4 separate regions of the Homo sapiens genome follow, and regions 1, 3 and 4 are each linked to region 2. The links are chromatin loops, found by intact Hi-C in ENCODE. Cell type or tissue: PC-9. All regions are shown on one strand.

Region 1 (4,000 bases), 87 kb after region 2:
CAGAAGATCAAGTACCAAGAAGGAGGGAAAGATTTATGTGGCCCTAAGTCAACAAGAAAAACCACAGTGAGAATCGAAGTGTCAGCGTCTGCAAAGAAGATTCCCTCAGAGCTGTTCTTTCTGCTTCCAGATGAATGGAAGTGAGAAAAGTATATCTATTAAAATGCGTGTGGCTGTCAGCAACCAAAGACTTGATTAACAGACTTGAAGAATCATATAGATTGTCCCCTATAACAGAGGGGATGAAGAATGCAGCTCAACCATATCTGTCTCTCTGCTCTGCCTTCCTTAGCAGATTGACTTGTTCTTAAGCATGGCTCCTCATGCTCACAGAAAGGCTGCTTCGGTTCCAGCATGTTGTTCTCAACCAATTATTTTCAAAGGCAGGAAGGAGAGTTTCTTCTTGTGCCTCCGTTGCATTACGAAACAAAATTTTTCCTTGAACTCTTCCCACCTCAGAATATTGACTCTCTCGTTGCATTGGTCAGGTTTGGGTCCCATGGCTGCTTCTGGATGCAAAGGAGGCTGAGCAAGAAGCATTTGGTATATTTGGGCTCTAGAGGAAGAGAAGCAAGCACCATGCAAGACAGAGATAGGGGGCTGGGGCTGTAGCGGGCCACATTGGGGGTGACCCTTAGCTCCCGCCTCGTAAAGACAGCTAAAGCCTTCTGTCCAGTTTTATTTTGTTTTTTTCTCCTGGGGGCTACTTGGCCATTTGGACAGGATTGTGTGTCATACATTACCATCCCTGAACCCTTACACTAAATTCTAGAAATGACACCCACCATGAGTTATTGTGACAATGCAAAACTCTAGATGTTTTTAAATTAGCAGAACTGTCCCCCGTCTACATCAAAGATTCTTAAAATATGTGAATTTTGTTCAGGCCGGTGTGGTGGCTCACACCTGCAATCTTAGCACTTTGGGAAGCTGAGGTGGGAGGATTGCTTAACTCCAGGAGTTGGAGACCAGCCTGGGCAACATAGTGAGACTGTCTTTACAAGAAATCAAAAAATTAGCCAGACATGGTGGCGTGTACCTGTGGTCCCAGCTACTCAGGAGACTGAGGTGGGAGGATCACCTGAGCCCTGGAGGTTGAGGGTGCAGTGAGCTGTGATCGCTCCACTGCACTCCGGCCTGAGTGACAGAGAGAGAGCAGGAGAGAGAGAGAGAGAGAGGCTCCTGGATTGAGGGGAGGGTTTCAGGGGGTGTAATATATTTAATGTATCACATGGAGCACCCACCCCCAGTTTCAACCAGAGCAACTGGGTTTCTAGCCAGTTTTACAAATTGAGATTTTATAAAAGGTTCTCTTTGCAGAAAATATTAATATTTGGAAATAGTTGAAAATGACTATTTGAGTCTCAGCTGGAGTTGGGTGAATTCAAACTGTCTTTTTCAGGAGAACAATCAGTCAACATGGTTATTTTACCCAGCAAATATGTCAGACTAAATTTTTGATAGTTGATAGAATAAATTGTGGCTAGTTGACAGATTGCATTTTCTTCTGTTTCTTACTTTCAGGGGGCATCTGTTTTTCAGATTCAGCTTTTATTCTCACCAGAAATGGATCTTAGAAACCCTTTTGTGTGCTGGCCTTAGAGTCATGGAAAACGCTCCAGGCAAAGTAATCCTGGCTGGTGGCCAGATTGTTTCTTTTTGTTTGGGTGTTTAACAAATTTTTTCTTCTAATTCACGCATCTATGGTGTGTTAAGGAAAATGGGATAATTTAGGTTGTGTTTTTTTCTTCTTCTTCCTTTAGAATGGAAAAATAAAACTTGGCTAGAGTTGACTGTCTCCTAATCCCCAATAGGAACCTGACATTTTTATGTTGCTTTTTCACCCTCTCCAACCTGGCCTGAGGTGCAGGTGGGGAGCTGCTGGTAGAGTGTTACCATAATCCCACCCAGCATGACAGAGACCTGCCTGAGGGCTTCAGGGGAGACTGAAGAGTCCCAAACACATCTCTTGTCTAGGGTGATGAAAAGCTGATCTGGGCTTGGTACCAAATATTACTTATCAGATTCCAAGTGGCATTGTCTTCATGGAACCTGGTCCTGCCGGAGTGCTTGTTGAGGGTGGGCTCCATCCAGAGAGCAGGAGGGGCATCTGGGCACCGGGCAAGGTGGATTCAGGACCCCCGGTGCAGGTCCTAGCTGTGACCACTGTTTGGTTCTGGCAAAGACCAGGGCACTATGGAGATGGGGAAACAGAAAAGAAAATGATTCATCTGGCTGGGAGCCCAGAAAATGTATGCTAATGCCTTTGTAAGGCAAAAATAAGATTATAAAGAGACATTGCAGAAAACAAAAAAAGCCCAACCTCAATCCATTAACATGGAAACTAATAATGTGCTGAGATTCAAAGAGTCAGAGAGAGAACCATGACATGAGTCAAGTTGTTTTTGAAGTCAATTCTTGCCTGTCCACATCCCATTCTCCTTCTTGGTAGACATTGCTAGAACTCACAAATAACCCTAGCCTCCTACTTCTTCCAGGCCCACAGGACACATACCCTCCTCTAACCCCTTAAAGTCATGAATAGGCATGTGACCTCTCTCAGCCATTGAAATCTGAGAGAAAGCAACAGGTGCTATTTCCTTATGATTACAATTTTATCATTCAGGATACAGATCAGGACCAGCCAAATGAAGAGACTTACAGCACAAGGTCTCAGAGGGTCTACAACATGAAGCTTCTGTGCCCTCTCCATGGAACCAGGGCACTCACCTGCCTGGCACATCCAACCAGGAAGTTCCACTGAGCTGCTAACAGGTGCTAGTTCTAAGGAGAAGCATTTAAGAACTGCAGTGTGATTGGCTATGCTGTTTTTATGCTGTGGTAGTCTTGGGAGCATGCATTGAGACGGTACAGCCTCCAGCAGACTGGATCACGGAATGACTATGATGAAGGGAGCCCTCCACAAAGAACCCACATTGGATATAAAGTGTAAGTGGGTTTTAAAACATTTGTTGTGTTTGGCCCTAGAGATTTGGGTCTTATTTGTTACTGCAACCTAACCTTGTCCATCCTGATTGATATGCTCAACATCTTCCACCACAATATCCCATATCTGGACACATTAGAGGCTCATGACTTCTTCTAAACCTACATCCCAAAGATTATCAGTTCTCAACTTCCTCCAGGCAAAAGAAACAGAATTGTTAGATGAGATAGCTGTTGACTTCAGCACATCAGGAATTGCTGCTCCAATACTGAATCTGATGAAAAAGAAAGGAGAATTTAAAAGTGCAGACATTGGAGAAAAACGCTTTAATGGTTATGTCAAAGGAGATTCAACTCAGAAACAGAAATAAAGTTGATCCTTAAACAACACAGATTTTAACTGCATGGCTCCAATTATACACAGTTCTTCCACTTCTGCCACCCCTGAAACAGCTCCACCTCTTCCTCCTGTTCCTCAGCCTACTCAACATGAAGATGACAAGGATGGAGACCTTCATAATGATCCACCTCCACTTAATGAATAGTAAATATATTTTCTCTTTCTTATGATTTTCTTCATAACATTTTTTCTCCAGCTTACTTTATTGTAAGAATATAGTATATAATACATATAACATACAAAATATGTGTTAATCAATTGTACATGTCATCAGTCAAGCTTCTGGTCAGCAGGAGGCTATTAATAGTTTAGTCTGGGGGAAGTCAGAGTTCTACACAGATTGACTGTGTGGGGGTCATCCATGCCCCTAATGCCCACATTGTTCAAGGGTCAACTGTAGTCTGGTGACAGGTGGGAGTGAACCTGTGGGACTTGGGTGGTGATGCTATTTGGGATTACCTGAGCTCAATAATTATTGTCACCTCCATTGTGAGTATCTTAAATCTATTAAGAAGTGAGAGGAGAAAAGTATGTTGTAACAAGAGGCTGGACAACATGTTGCACCCACAGCTACCGAAATCAAAAGGCTCCAGCTGCTTTTATTCCTATAAAGGATGAGATGTGGGCTGGGTGTGGTGGCTCACACCTGTAATC
Region 2 (4,000 bases):
GTCTCGGGTCCAGGCAGAGTCATCCGGTCTTCAGAAATGCAAAAGTCTGAAAAGACGTCTCAAAAGGTCAATCTTAGATTCTACAATAGTCATGTTATCTGCAGGAGTAATTGGGGAAGTTATGAATCTTGTGACCTCTGGAACAAAGGTGGGTATCCTTTAACTATGCTTACATCTCAGCAGATTCAGGCCCCTCTCATAATCCTAACCTGATGATTTAGTTTTGAGAAAGGGCTATTATCATCCTGGTTTTAAGGTTAAACTACAAACTGAATTTCTCCCAAAGTTAGCTCGTCCCACACCCAGGAATGACCAAGGGCAGTTTGGAGGTTAAAGGCACAATGAGGTTGGTTAGGTCAGATCTCTTCACTGTCAAAATTTTCTCACTGTCTCAATTTTTGCAAAGGTGGTTTCAGTAGCATGCTTGTAAAAAGCCTTGCCATCTTTGAAGTCAAAGCAGGTGACCAAGGAGACGTAAGTGAGTGTTGCCAAGTGAAGGGGCCAGAGTCAGCTGCATGTGCACCAGCAGCCACCTATGCTCATGAGGAACATGCCCATAACGAGGCTGAGTAGAACAAGAGCAGGCACCCATCTTCCTCTTGGCAACATGGAGCCTACATACCACCTCTGGATGCTGACTGCAGATTTCCCTTTTGTAAGACAAGTGAAACTCTCATTGTCTTAGCCATTGTTTAGATTTCTTTCACTGGCAGCCAAACAACCATGAATTGGAACAATGACAAAGTCAAGTGCAAAACATGGCCTTTATTTTACTCACTAGATAAACCTGTCACTGCACATTGTTAAAAAAACAAAATTCCTCTTTGTCATATCATACGATCTGCTGTCCAGTAAAGAGCAGCCTCACAATGACCAGAGACCCTCAGGGGGTGCTGCAGAAGACCTCTCAGGCCCTCAGAATGCCCCTGACAAGGCCACACAGTTCAAAACTCACCTTCACAAAGCATCCCTTTGGATTAGGGAGATGCTCCCTGGATGCTCTTTTGTTTTGAGAAGCGTAAATTTGCATTATGAGACATTCATGCTCTGAAGGACATAACCAAGGAGATGTGGCCAACGGTAACAGGGTGGGGGTGGTGGGCAGGCACTTTCAGATTGGGGAGGAAAATTAGCCAGCCATGATGGGGTGCACCTGTAGTCCCAGCTACTCAGGAGGCTGAGGCATTAGAATTGCTTAAACCTGGGAGGCGTAGGTTACAGTGAGCCAAGATTGCACCACTGCTCTCCAGCCTGGGTGACAGAGTGAGATTTTGTCTCAAAACTTAAAAAAAACAGATTGGGGAGGAGTTTAGTGGTGAGGTGGTGGGGTGATGTCCCTCAGTGAGGGAAGACACCGAGATCAGTCTGAATGTTGAAAATTAACTGGAGTAAGGTGGGGGTGCAGGAAGGGACTGCACTCTAGGCAGAGAGAATAGCAGGTGCAAAGGCCCTGAGGCTTGGATGTGTTTAACACACACAAGCTGTGCATGGTGGAGCTCTGTGGCTGGGGAGGAGGTCTGGAGGTGGGCAATGGCCACGCCATGGCTGTCTGTGGCTGGGAATTTTTTTTTCTTCTAAGTACTCTGGGAAGACCCAGCAGGATTTTAAGCAGAGTCTACGGACACTCCAGAAAGTTCTCACCCACCCCTGGGGAACTCTGCCTTTCCTGCCCCCTTTAACTGAAGTGCCTTTCTCCATTCCCTCTTTCACCTGGCTTACAGGGCTTGACGCTGTTACTTCCAAGAAGTGTTGCCCAACCCATTCTCCATGTCACAGGGCCAGCGCCTCTCAGGGCTCTCAGAGCCCCCAGAGCGCCCTTCCACTTGGACACCTGCCCCATGATTGTCAGAGGCACTTGAACCAGAGCAACTCCATCTTGAATAGGGGCTGGGTAAAATAAGGCTGAGACCTACTGGGCTGCATTCCTAGGAGTGTATGCATTCTTAGTTACAGGATAAGATAGAAGGTTGGCACAAGACATAGGTCACAGAGATTGCACTGATAAAACAGGATGTGGTAAAGAAGCCAGCCCAAACCTGCCAAATCCAAGATGGGGATGGAAGTGACCTCTGGTTGTCCTCATTGCTCATTATACGCTAATTATAATGCATTAGCATGCTAAAAGACACTCCTACCAGCACCATGACAGCTTACAAATGCCATGGCAATGTCCAGAAGTTACCCTATATAGTCTAAAAAGGGGAGGAACCCTCAGTTCCAGGAAATCTCCACCCCTTTCCCAGAAAACTCATGAATAACCCACCGCCTTGTTTAACAGATGATCAAGAAATAACTATGAGTATACTCAGCCCAGCAGCCCATGTCACAGCTCTGCCTATGGAGTAGCCCTTCTTTTATTTCTTTACTTTCTTAATAAACTTGCTTTTGCTTTATTCTATGGACTGGCCCCAAATTCTTTCTTGCATGAGGTCCACGGACCCTCTCCTGGGGCATTGGGACCCCTTTCTGGTAACATTATGTTTCAGTGAGTAACTTCTTGGCCTCCCTTCTCAGAATGTGGGGTCCTTAAGCACAGGACAGGCTGTGTTTGCCTCTAGAGCCCCAGCGTTTGGCTTGGTGGGCTCAGCCCTGGATGCTCCTTAGCACCACTTGGGGGCCCCTGATCCCACATCCAGGCTGCACCCCACACTCTCTGCAGTGGGGCCCAGGCATCAGCATTTTTAAAGCTTCCCAGGAGATGACAAGGCGCTGTCAGGTTGCCCACTAGATGTGCTCCAAGTAAAGGAATGGATGCTGGTCTTCAGAGCGTCTACAATGTCCACACTGCTGCAGTGGGCGTGAATCCAACCCAAAAGCCCAGGCCGGTTAGAAACACCGCTCCTCAGTTTTTCTGTAACTCAACTGAATTTTCATTTTAGGTCCCCATTTGCCTCTGTGGTGGACACTCAGTCTCAGTCGGTATCGAACTCCCCTTTGTGCCAGGACTCCAGCTGGAAGTGGAGGGCATGTGCCCATGGGGATTGCTTAGCGAGTGGTAAGGGGCTCAGCAGGAGGGAGAGTGCAAGCGCCTGGGACCAGGAATTGGAGAGGTAGGGGCTGTTGCTCGCTTGGGTCCAAAGGATCCCCGGAAGGGGTAGGTGATATAGGCTGGGAGAGGAGAGTCAAGTGGAGAACGTGGCCTGGGAGGCAGCTGGGGTCTCTAGTCAAGGGACATAGCCAGGCCATGTTTACCCCACAGGCACAGTCTGTGATGTCAACTCCCTGCCCTCCCGCAGCCGCCTGCAAAGCCCCCAGCAGCCACACCCAGAAGCCAGAGGCCACAAGGGCCATGCTGTGGTACATATGTATCAGCCTCCCAGGACAGAGAGCGGGAGGGAGGAAGGGTGGGTGGACCTGGTGGGACAAGGTGAAAATGCCCAGCAACCCCCTCCCCCAGATCACACTCACCATCTCAGGCAGGGTTGAGTAATGCCAGGTGAAAGCACTGGGGGTGGGGACTAGTACACAGTTTCACCTGTACACCCTGAAATACACGGAGATGTCTGCAGGGACAATGTTCAAATATCCACACAGCACAGTCATGACCAGCCAGAACACTGGTCAGGAACTGAGGCTCACGGTGCTCCAATGCTGGTGGATGCTGAATCCCCTAGTTCTGGTCTGCACTGGGGCATCGCCCTCCCTCCACACCCAGCTAGGTACTTGAAGATCATCCTGCCGCCTCTGCAAACACTAGGAAATGGCAGACCTTATCTGCAATATGTCTTAAATGTGATTTTGAAATTTCATGTCTAAAAATCTGCTCTCATGAATAAATGATCAACTTCTACATGATCACACCTTGGAGGAAAGTTCGTAAGTAAGAATGTGCCCAGTGTCCTGGAAGCAGAAAGAAGCAAGGAGAGGCAGAGGACTGAATTTCCACCTCTGTAGACCTGAATTATGAGCCCTAGCTCGGAACTGGGTGCTGCAGCCCTTGAACAGTCCAGGCAGATGCTGGGAACACCCCAGTGACTGCTGCGCCAGGAGCTGAGTCCAG
Region 3 (4,000 bases), 170 kb after region 2:
CCCTCCTCAGCACATGGCCCTCCTGACTGTTGGGGGAGCCAGCATGAAGCCCCCGTCGCCGACCGGCAGGCCCGAGCTCCTGGACTCAGCATTGACCGACACTGACTCTGTTCCCACAGCAGCCGCTTTGTTCGTCTCCTTTGTGGACACTTAGCTCAGCGCCTGTGCTGCTCGGCTGTGACCTGACCTTCGAGGGTCACCTCCTGAATTCACTCGCTGTGACCTGTGCTGCGGACCCCGTCAGGAAGCTCCTGGTCTCCCCCGGCCCCTCCCCCGCCTCATTTGCACAAAAGGCCTCATTGTTCTGCAGGGTCTGACTCAGACCTGCCCTGGTTTCAGTTTCCGCAAACACCCAGCACTGGCTTTGGGTCAGGGGTCACTCTGGAGTGAACGGGGCGCCCTGAGCAACCCCACATCGCTGTGTGATCCCGGCTCATCCACAGGAAGCCCCGGCCCAGGGACCCAAATGGGTCCCAGAAGTGGACCAGATGCAGCGCCGACGGTGATGTGGGGACGCCGGCATCTCCAACAGTGGGAAAGAGGAAACTTTCTACTTTTCATTAACCCCGTCCTCTTCTCCCCCAGGGTTACGGGGACACAGTGTCTTCACTGGCCATGTTGGAACGTTCTGGGGAGTGAAGGGAACGTCCCCAAGAGCATTGACTTGACCTTCGCTTTGGCTGAGATTTGAAATTCTCTTCTTATCAATCTCTATATCTGTACACGCAGGAGTCTGTTTTACATCCAGCCATCCCTGTGACCTCGGGCGAGTTCCTTACCTTGTGTTTTCTCATCTGTAAAGTGGGTATAATGACCACCGCACGGCCTCGCATGCTTGTCAGAACCAAATCAGACAATGCACGAAGACCCGTTGGCCCGGAAAGCTGCAGCTGGGCCCTGACGATGCCACGCTGTCCATCTGGGGAGGGGAAGTTCATTGCTAATTCGACTCAAAGGAGGAAAAATGCACGTCCCCCTGAGCTGAAAGAAGGAACGAAGCCAAGTCCATCAGGCCACCGGGTCTCCTTAGGCTGAGGAAATGGACAATGAGGGCGACATCGAAACTGCAGAGAGCAGCAAAGCCCTTCACTACTGCTGCCCGAACCCTGCAGCGGCTCCTACAGCCACCACGGGTCACTGGGCCAGGAGCAAGTTGGGGAACAGCCACATCACCATCCAGGGAAGCCCCCGGAATGGTGGATTTGCTAACAGCAGCCACACAGACACCTCACCTCACGCCAGGCTGCTGAGCTCAGCGGGGGGCACGATTGCCCAAGCAGGGGTGGGGCAGGGCAAGGCAGACCGAGTCACACGGTGGGAAAAGCCAAAAAAAAAACCTGCCTGATTTGGTAAAATGCCAGAAAACTGCGTGAACTGGGCATTTGAAAGTAAGTTTTTAAGGCGTAGCCATTTGTTGGGGTTTTTTTGCCCCGTACTCTCCTGTCTCCCTCCTCGCCACACAATAAACTGTGTCCAAGGCAGCCGCCCTCCCGCTGCCAGGACGTGCGAGGCAGGAAGGTCAGGAGCTCTGCTGTGAGGGCGCCACCCGGCTTCCGGTTTGTGCATGAAAACCCGGCTCAGCTTTTCCATTCCGTGAAGACTGGGCTTCTCCAGGCTGCTCGGTAAATAATCACGGATTCCACTGGGAATAGGAAACGTCCCCACAGCCCCATCTCCATTGTGCACCCAACCTCCAGGTGTTTTCAATCTCTCAAAGAGCCCCGACGCCTGAAATTTAACAACTAAAATCTTATTTTTCATTTCCTGAGATTCTCTTGGTGGAATCAGGCAGCCTGGCGGTGCGCAGCACCTAGGGTGGCTCATGATGAAAAATCCAGAGGGGACTTTGCCTTCCTGCATGTCCTTTTGTCACCAGAACCCAGGGACCAGCAGGACCCAAAGCTCCCTGCGGGATCAGCTGGGTCTGGGAATCACTGTCCTGGGCCCAGTTGGACTTTTCGGATGAGGCCGGTGTTTGGCACCTGGGCTGGGCAGGTGGGAAGGACAGAGGCACTGATGGAGAGAGGGAGGAGAAGGGGATTCATGGCGGTCCTGGGGGAACCCCACGGGTGCCTTTGGCCTCTCCCTGGTCTGTCTGCCCCTCAGGATGGTTAAACTGTCCCCTGAAAGTTCCCCATTGGGCAAGTCCAGCAAGCCTGAGCCAGGCCTGTGATCTCAGGGTGGGTGGAGCTCTAGAAGGCCTGGCCCTCGCTCCTGGAGTCCACATTCACCCTCAAGGCAGTGAACGGCGCCCCACTGCGCATCTACTCACTAACCAGGCATGGGATGGTTTCCATGGTTCCTGTGTCTTAGACCAGCTCGCTCACGGTGACATGAGATGCCCTGAGACCCCGCCATGGTGCAGAGTGACATTAATGCATTAAATTAGCAGCCTCTGCAACACAAACACATTTCCATGTGGAGCCTGTGACGTTCTTTGGTAAAAGGGATCATTACGTGTTTGCAAACATTCCATAAGCTGAGGAAGGGCCTCAGGTTCTGACAAGTGATGAATGGGAAAATTAGAGGCTTCAGGAAAATGCAAATATCATCCTTTGTAATTCTGTCCCTTGGCAGGAAATAAAAAAAGGTTTCCCCAAAGCACCGAGGCATTCCTTCTATTAAACGCCAGGAAGAATGGCTGTGACTCTTTCAGGCACTTGCACGGATCTTGATTTGTCTTCCACAGCCTCCCCAATGCCCTGGCAATGTGTGGGAGAGAAGCCTGTGATTTCAGCGGACTGTCCTCTAATTCAGCCTTTCTCACCTTTAATTCATGATCAACCCCTAAGGAACCTTCATAGAGGTTTTTTTCTTACTCACCCCCACCATGAATTTAATACTACAGAAATACCGCAAAATGGTTTATGCACTGTGCCTACATCTGTATTTTTACATAATGAGAGAAAAATCTTTTCACCTCCAGGAACCAGCTCTGGCCCTCTTGGGAGCAGTATTCCCCGCTGAGGAAGCATGTGCTCATTCCTTCTTTTGTTCATTCGTTCAAATGTGCAGAAAACTGTGTATCTGGTGTAAATTCTGGGCCCTGGAAGGAGGTGTGGGAGCTGCCTGGGGCCTGGGGGCAGAGCGATGCAGGAGAGGGGATAGCGAGGACAGAGTCCAGAGACACGAGGGGAGGGATGAGGCTGAGGAGCAGCCAGGAGCCCCGTGTGGCTGGGGCCAAGGGGTGTTAGAAGATGAGGCCAGAGGGGTGATGAGTCACAGTGGGGCAGAGAGAGAGATGGGTCATCTCAGGCCTTAGGCGACCCTGTGAAGACTTCAGCTTTTACTCTGAGGGAAGTGGGAGCCATTGGAGGGTTTGAGCAGAGACAGGATGTGGTCTGGTTTACTTTTTAATGGGATTCTGTGTCTGAGGACAGGTTGGGGGTGTGGGGCAACAGCTGGAGCAGCAAGACCAACAGGGAGGCCAGGTGGAGGTGATGGTGACCGGAGCCATGTGGTCAAAGTGGAGGAGGTGAGGGAGTCCAATACTGCAGATCCCTTGCAGGTAGAGCTGCCAGGACTTGCTGATGGATGAGAAGCGGAGTGTGGAAGGCAGGGAAGAGTGGAGGATGACTCCCAGGTGTTGGCCTGAGAGCTGGGAGGGTGGGGCTGCGATTTACAGAGATGAGGAAGACTGCGGGAGGACTGTGCTCTGACAAGGCCCTCTGCTGACTCTGAGAGACACAGGAGAGCGGGACAGAGAGGATGAGGGTGACTCTTAGTAGATTTATTACATTCTCCCAGCAGATCCAAGTACATAATTTTCACAGCCTGTGCAAAATGAAAATGTAGGCCACATGCTCAAAAGCAAGAACAAAATGTCATTATAGGTACTAAAATAAGAAAGCTTTTGCTTTCTTTCTGCAGTCTGTCTCTTGACCTGTCATGGTGTTTATTATTTGCTACTCAATGTTGCGTTCCCTCGGATATGACGATGTTTGTAGGGTAGCTCAGACCCCCCACAGTCAAGCCCTTTCAGGGGCAGAAGGTGAAAGCA
Region 4 (4,000 bases), 240 kb before region 2:
CCCAGAGCACTGGTGTCGCAGATGAAAGGGGCTGCAGCTTGGTGGAGGAAATGGTGAGATTCAGGGGCTGGCCAAGGATTAAGGCAGCGGTATTTGAGAAAGCTTGCGGCTACTCTGTAAAGCAATGGCTACTGCAGAGAGACTGACCAGGAGGTAGCCAGCACTCCAGTTTACACTTTTATATCCCAAATAACCCAAGTATCACAGCAGGGTGGTCATGAGTGTAGCCTCTGCCCAAGTTCAAACCCTGACTCTGACTCTTGGTAGTGTAATCTCTGAGGACTGTATTTAGCCTTTCTGTGTCTCAGTCTCCCATTAAGAGAATGCATAACTGCCTCATAGCCTCATTGGGAGGATAAGAAGTTAATACCAGTAAAAGAGGGGGTACCTGATGAGCCTTTGACAGCTCTGGGGTGATACCCTTCTTAGCAAACCGTGCCAGTGCTCTACCTCCAAAACAGATCAAGGATACGGCCACTTCCCACCTCCCTCACAGCTACCCTCTGGTCCAAGCCACCATCATCTCCTGCTTGGACCATTGCAGTAGACCCCGCTGGCCTCCTTCTCCAGCTCTGACCCCACAACCCCAACCTGTCCTCACACAGATCATCCATTAAAAAATAAACCAGACCATGTCCTGTCTCTGCTGAAACCCTCTAATGGCTCCCACTTCCCTCAGAGTAAAAGCTGAAGTCCTCACAGGGTCCCCTAAGGCCTGAGATGATCCATCTCCGCCCCCCACCCCCGGCCCCTGCCCTGTAGTCACCCATCACTCCTCTACCCTCAACTCCCCCTGGCCCCAGCCACACGGGGCTCCTGGCTGCTCCTCGGCCTCATCCCTCCCCTCCCCTCTCCGGACTCTGTCCTCTCTGTCCCCTCTCCCGAATCGCTCTGCCCCAAGGCCCCAGGCAGCTCCTGCACCTCCTCCCAAAATCAACAAAAGAAGGAATGGGAGCAGGCCTTCTTAGCGGAGAATACTGCTCCCATGGGGGCCAGAGCTGGCTCCCAGAGGTGAAAAGATTTTTGTCTTTATGTAAAAATGTAGATGTCCACACAGTGCATAAACCATTCTGCAGTAATTATGTAGTATTAAAATTCATAGGGGGGCAAGTAAGAAAAAATTGCCTATAAAGATTCCTTAGGGGGTGATTATGAAATAAAGCTTGAGAAACGCTGAATTAGAGGACAGTCTGCTGAAATCACAGGCTTCTCCCCTACACATTGCCAGGGCGTTGGGGAGACTGTGGAAGAGAAATCAAGATCCATGCAAGTGCCTAAAAGAATCACAGCCCTTCTTCCTGGCATTTAAAAGAGGAGAAGTAATGCCTCACTGCTTTGGGGAAACCTTTTTTTTTTTTTAAATTTCCTGCCAACGGACAGACTTACGAAGGATGATATTTGCATTTTCCTGAAGCGTCTAATTTTCCCATTTATCATTTGTCAGAGCCCGAGGCCCTTCCTCAGCGAGTGTAATGTTTGCAAACATGTAAGGATTCCTTTTACCAAAGAACGTCACAGGCTCCACATGCAAATGTGTTTGTGTTGCAGAGGCTGCTAATTTAATGCATTAATGTCACTCTGCACCATGGTGGGGTCTCAGCGTGTCCCATGTCACCATGAGCGAGCTGGTCTAAGACACAGGAACCATGGAAACCATCCCGTGCCTGGTTAGTGAGTAGATGCGCAGTGGGGTGCCGTTCACTGCCTTGAGGGTGAACGTGGACTCCAGGAGCGAGGGCCAGGCCTTCTAGAGCTCCACCCACCCTGAGATCACAGGCCTGGCTCAGGCTTGCTGGACTTGCCCAATGGGGAACTTTCAGGGGGGAATTTAACCAGCCTGAGGGGCAGGCAGAGGAGCCAGAGGCCAAAGGCACCCGTGGGGCTCCCAGGACGGCTGTGAATCCCCTTCCCCTCCCTCTCTCCATCAGCGCCTCTGTCCTTCCCACCTGCCCAGCCCAGGTGCTGGCCAAACACCGGCCTCATCCGAAAAGTCCAAATGGGCCCAGGACAGTGATTCCCAGACCCAGCTGATCCCGCAGGGAGCTTTGGGTCCTGCTGGTCCCCGGGTTCTGGTGACAAAAGGACATGCAGGAAGGCAAAGTCCCCTCTGGATTTTTCATCATGAGCCACCCTAGGTGCTGCGCACTGCCAGGCTGCCTGATTCCACCAAGAGAATCTCAGGAAATGAAAAATAAGGTTTTAGTTGTTAAATTTCAGGCGTCGGGGCTCTTTGAGAGACTGAAAACACCTGGAGGTTGGGTGCACAATGGAGAAGGGGCTGTGGGGATGTTTTCTCTTCCCAGTGGAATCCGTGATTATTTACCGAGCAGCCTGGAGAAGCCCAGTCTTCATGGAACGGAAAAGCTGAGCCGGGTTTTCATGCACAAACCGGAAGCCGGGTGGCGCCCTCACAGCAGAGCTCCTGACCTCCCTGCCTCGCACGTCCTGGCAACGGGAGGGCGGCTGCCTTGGAGACAGTTTATTGTGTGGCGAGGAGGGAGACAGGAGAGTACAAGGCAAAAAAACCCCCAACAAATGGCTACGCCTTAAAAACTAACTTTAAAATGCCCAGTTCTGGCATTTTACCAAATCAGGCAGGTTTTTTTTGGCTTTTCCCACCATGTGACTGGGTCTGCCTTGCCCTGCCCCACCCCTGCTTGGGCAATCGTGCCCCCCGCTGAGCTCAGCAGCCTGGCGTGAGGTGAGGTGTCTGTGTGGCTGCTGTTAGCAAATCCACCATTCCGGGGATCAGCGCCTGGGAGCGGCTTCCCTGAATGGTGATGTGGCTGTTCCCTAACTTGCTTCTGGCCCAGTGACCTGTGGTGGCTGTAGGAGCCGCTGCAGGGTTCGGGCAGCAGTAGTGAAGGGCTTTGCTGCTCTCTGCAGTTTCCATGTTGCCCTCCTTGTCCATTTCCTCAGCCTAAGGAGACCCGGTGGCCTGGTGGACTTGGCTTCGTTCCTTCTTTCAGCTCAGGGGGACATGCATTTTTCTCCTTTGAGTCGAATTAGCAATGAACTTCCCCTCCCCAGATGGACAGCGTGGCATCGTCAGGGCCCAGCTGCAGCTTTCCGGGCCAACGGGTCTTCGTGCATTGTCTGATTTTGTTCTGACAAGCACACGAGGCCGTGCGGTCATTATTCCCACTTTACAGATGAGGAAACACAAGGTAAGGAACTCGCCCGAGGTCACAGGGACGGCTGGATATAAAACAGACTCCTGCGTGTACAGATTTAAAGATCGGTAAGAAGAGAATTTCAAATCTCAGCCAAAGCGAAGGTCAAGTCACTGCTCTTGGGGACGTTCCCTTCACACCCCAGAACGTTCCAACATGGCCAGTGAAGACATTGTGTCCCCGTAACCCTGGGGGAGAAGAGGACGGGGCTTAATGAAAAGTAGAAAGTTTCCTCTTTCCCACTGTTGGAGATGCCGGCGTCCCCACATCACCGTCGGCGCTGCATCTGGTCCACTTCTGGGACCCATTTGGGTCCCTGGGCCGGGGCTTCCTGTGGATGAGCCGGGATCACACAGCGATGTGGGGTTGCTCAGGGCGCCCCGTTCACTCCAGAGTGACCCCTGACCCAAAGCCAGTGCTGGGTGTTTGCCGAAACTGAAACCAGGGCAGGTCTGAATCAGACCCTGCAGAACAATGAGGCCTTTTGTGCGAATGAGGCGGGGGAGGGACTGGAGGAGACCAGGAGCTTCCTGACGGGGTCCGCAGCACAGGTCACAGCGATTGAATTCAGGAGGTGACCCTCGAAGGTCAGGTCACAGCCGAGCAGCACAGGCGCTGAGCTAAGTGTCCACAAAGGAGACGAACAAAGCGGCCGCTGTGGGAACAGAGTCAGTGTCGGTCAAGGCTGAGTCCAGGAGCTCGGGTCCGCCGGGCGGCGACGGGGGCTTTGTGCTCGGTCCCCCTACAGTCAAGAGCGTCCTCAGCATTCCCTGGACATGGGTTCGTCGGTTCCCTCGTGTTTTTCTAAGAGGAAGTTTGGTGCCTCT

Evidence for each region. Hi-C counts contacts between places; a loop is a spot of excess contacts. Peaks named below come from ENCODE experiments on the same cell type or tissue, not always from the same donor. Only the 100,000 strongest peaks of a DNase experiment are listed, where the experiment ranks them.
Region 1: a loop joins it to region 2, with 7 times the contacts of the local background. A loop is called at or near these places in 1 of 110 quality-filtered maps.
Region 3: it touches region 2 in a loop (10-fold over the local background); 1 of 110 quality-filtered maps calls a loop at or near these places.
Region 4: a loop joins it to region 2, with 7 times the contacts of the local background. A loop is called at or near these places in 1 of 110 quality-filtered maps.

Annotation. Positions count from the first base shown.
Region 1 is chr20:48,050,271-48,054,270 of GRCh38, reverse strand. All of the region lies in intron 1 of LOC105372639 (a long non-coding RNA gene), which reads right to left. Among named protein-coding and RNA genes, the nearest start is that of LINC01522, 62 kb to the right of the region's middle. In PC-9, no CTCF peak of the experiment used is centred here; DNase peaks (open chromatin) are centred at 1,640 and 2,270; H3K27ac peaks cover 2,341 bases.
Region 2 is chr20:48,137,616-48,141,615 of GRCh38, reverse strand. No RefSeq gene overlaps it. Among named protein-coding and RNA genes, the nearest start is that of LINC01522, 150 kb to the right of the region's middle. In PC-9, no CTCF peak of the experiment used is centred here; a DNase peak (open chromatin) is centred at 1,995; H3K27ac peaks cover 757 bases.
Region 3 is chr20:47,969,920-47,973,919 of GRCh38, reverse strand. No RefSeq gene overlaps it. Among named protein-coding and RNA genes, the nearest start is that of LINC01523, 11 kb to the left of the region's middle. RefSeq lists enhancers at 2,740-3,239, 3,240-3,741. In PC-9, CTCF peaks have their summits at 1,456 and 1,582; DNase peaks (open chromatin) are centred at 279, 1,379, 2,259, 3,259 and 1 weaker place; H3K4me3 peaks cover 3,186 bases; H3K27ac peaks cover 4,000 bases.
Region 4 is chr20:48,372,936-48,376,935 of GRCh38, reverse strand. No RefSeq gene overlaps it. Among named protein-coding and RNA genes, the nearest start is that of LINC00494, 15 kb to the right of the region's middle. In PC-9, CTCF peaks have their summits at 2,166 and 2,376; DNase peaks (open chromatin) are centred at 1,725, 2,575, 2,645, 3,675 and 1 weaker place; H3K4me3 peaks cover 2,107 bases; H3K27ac peaks cover 3,231 bases.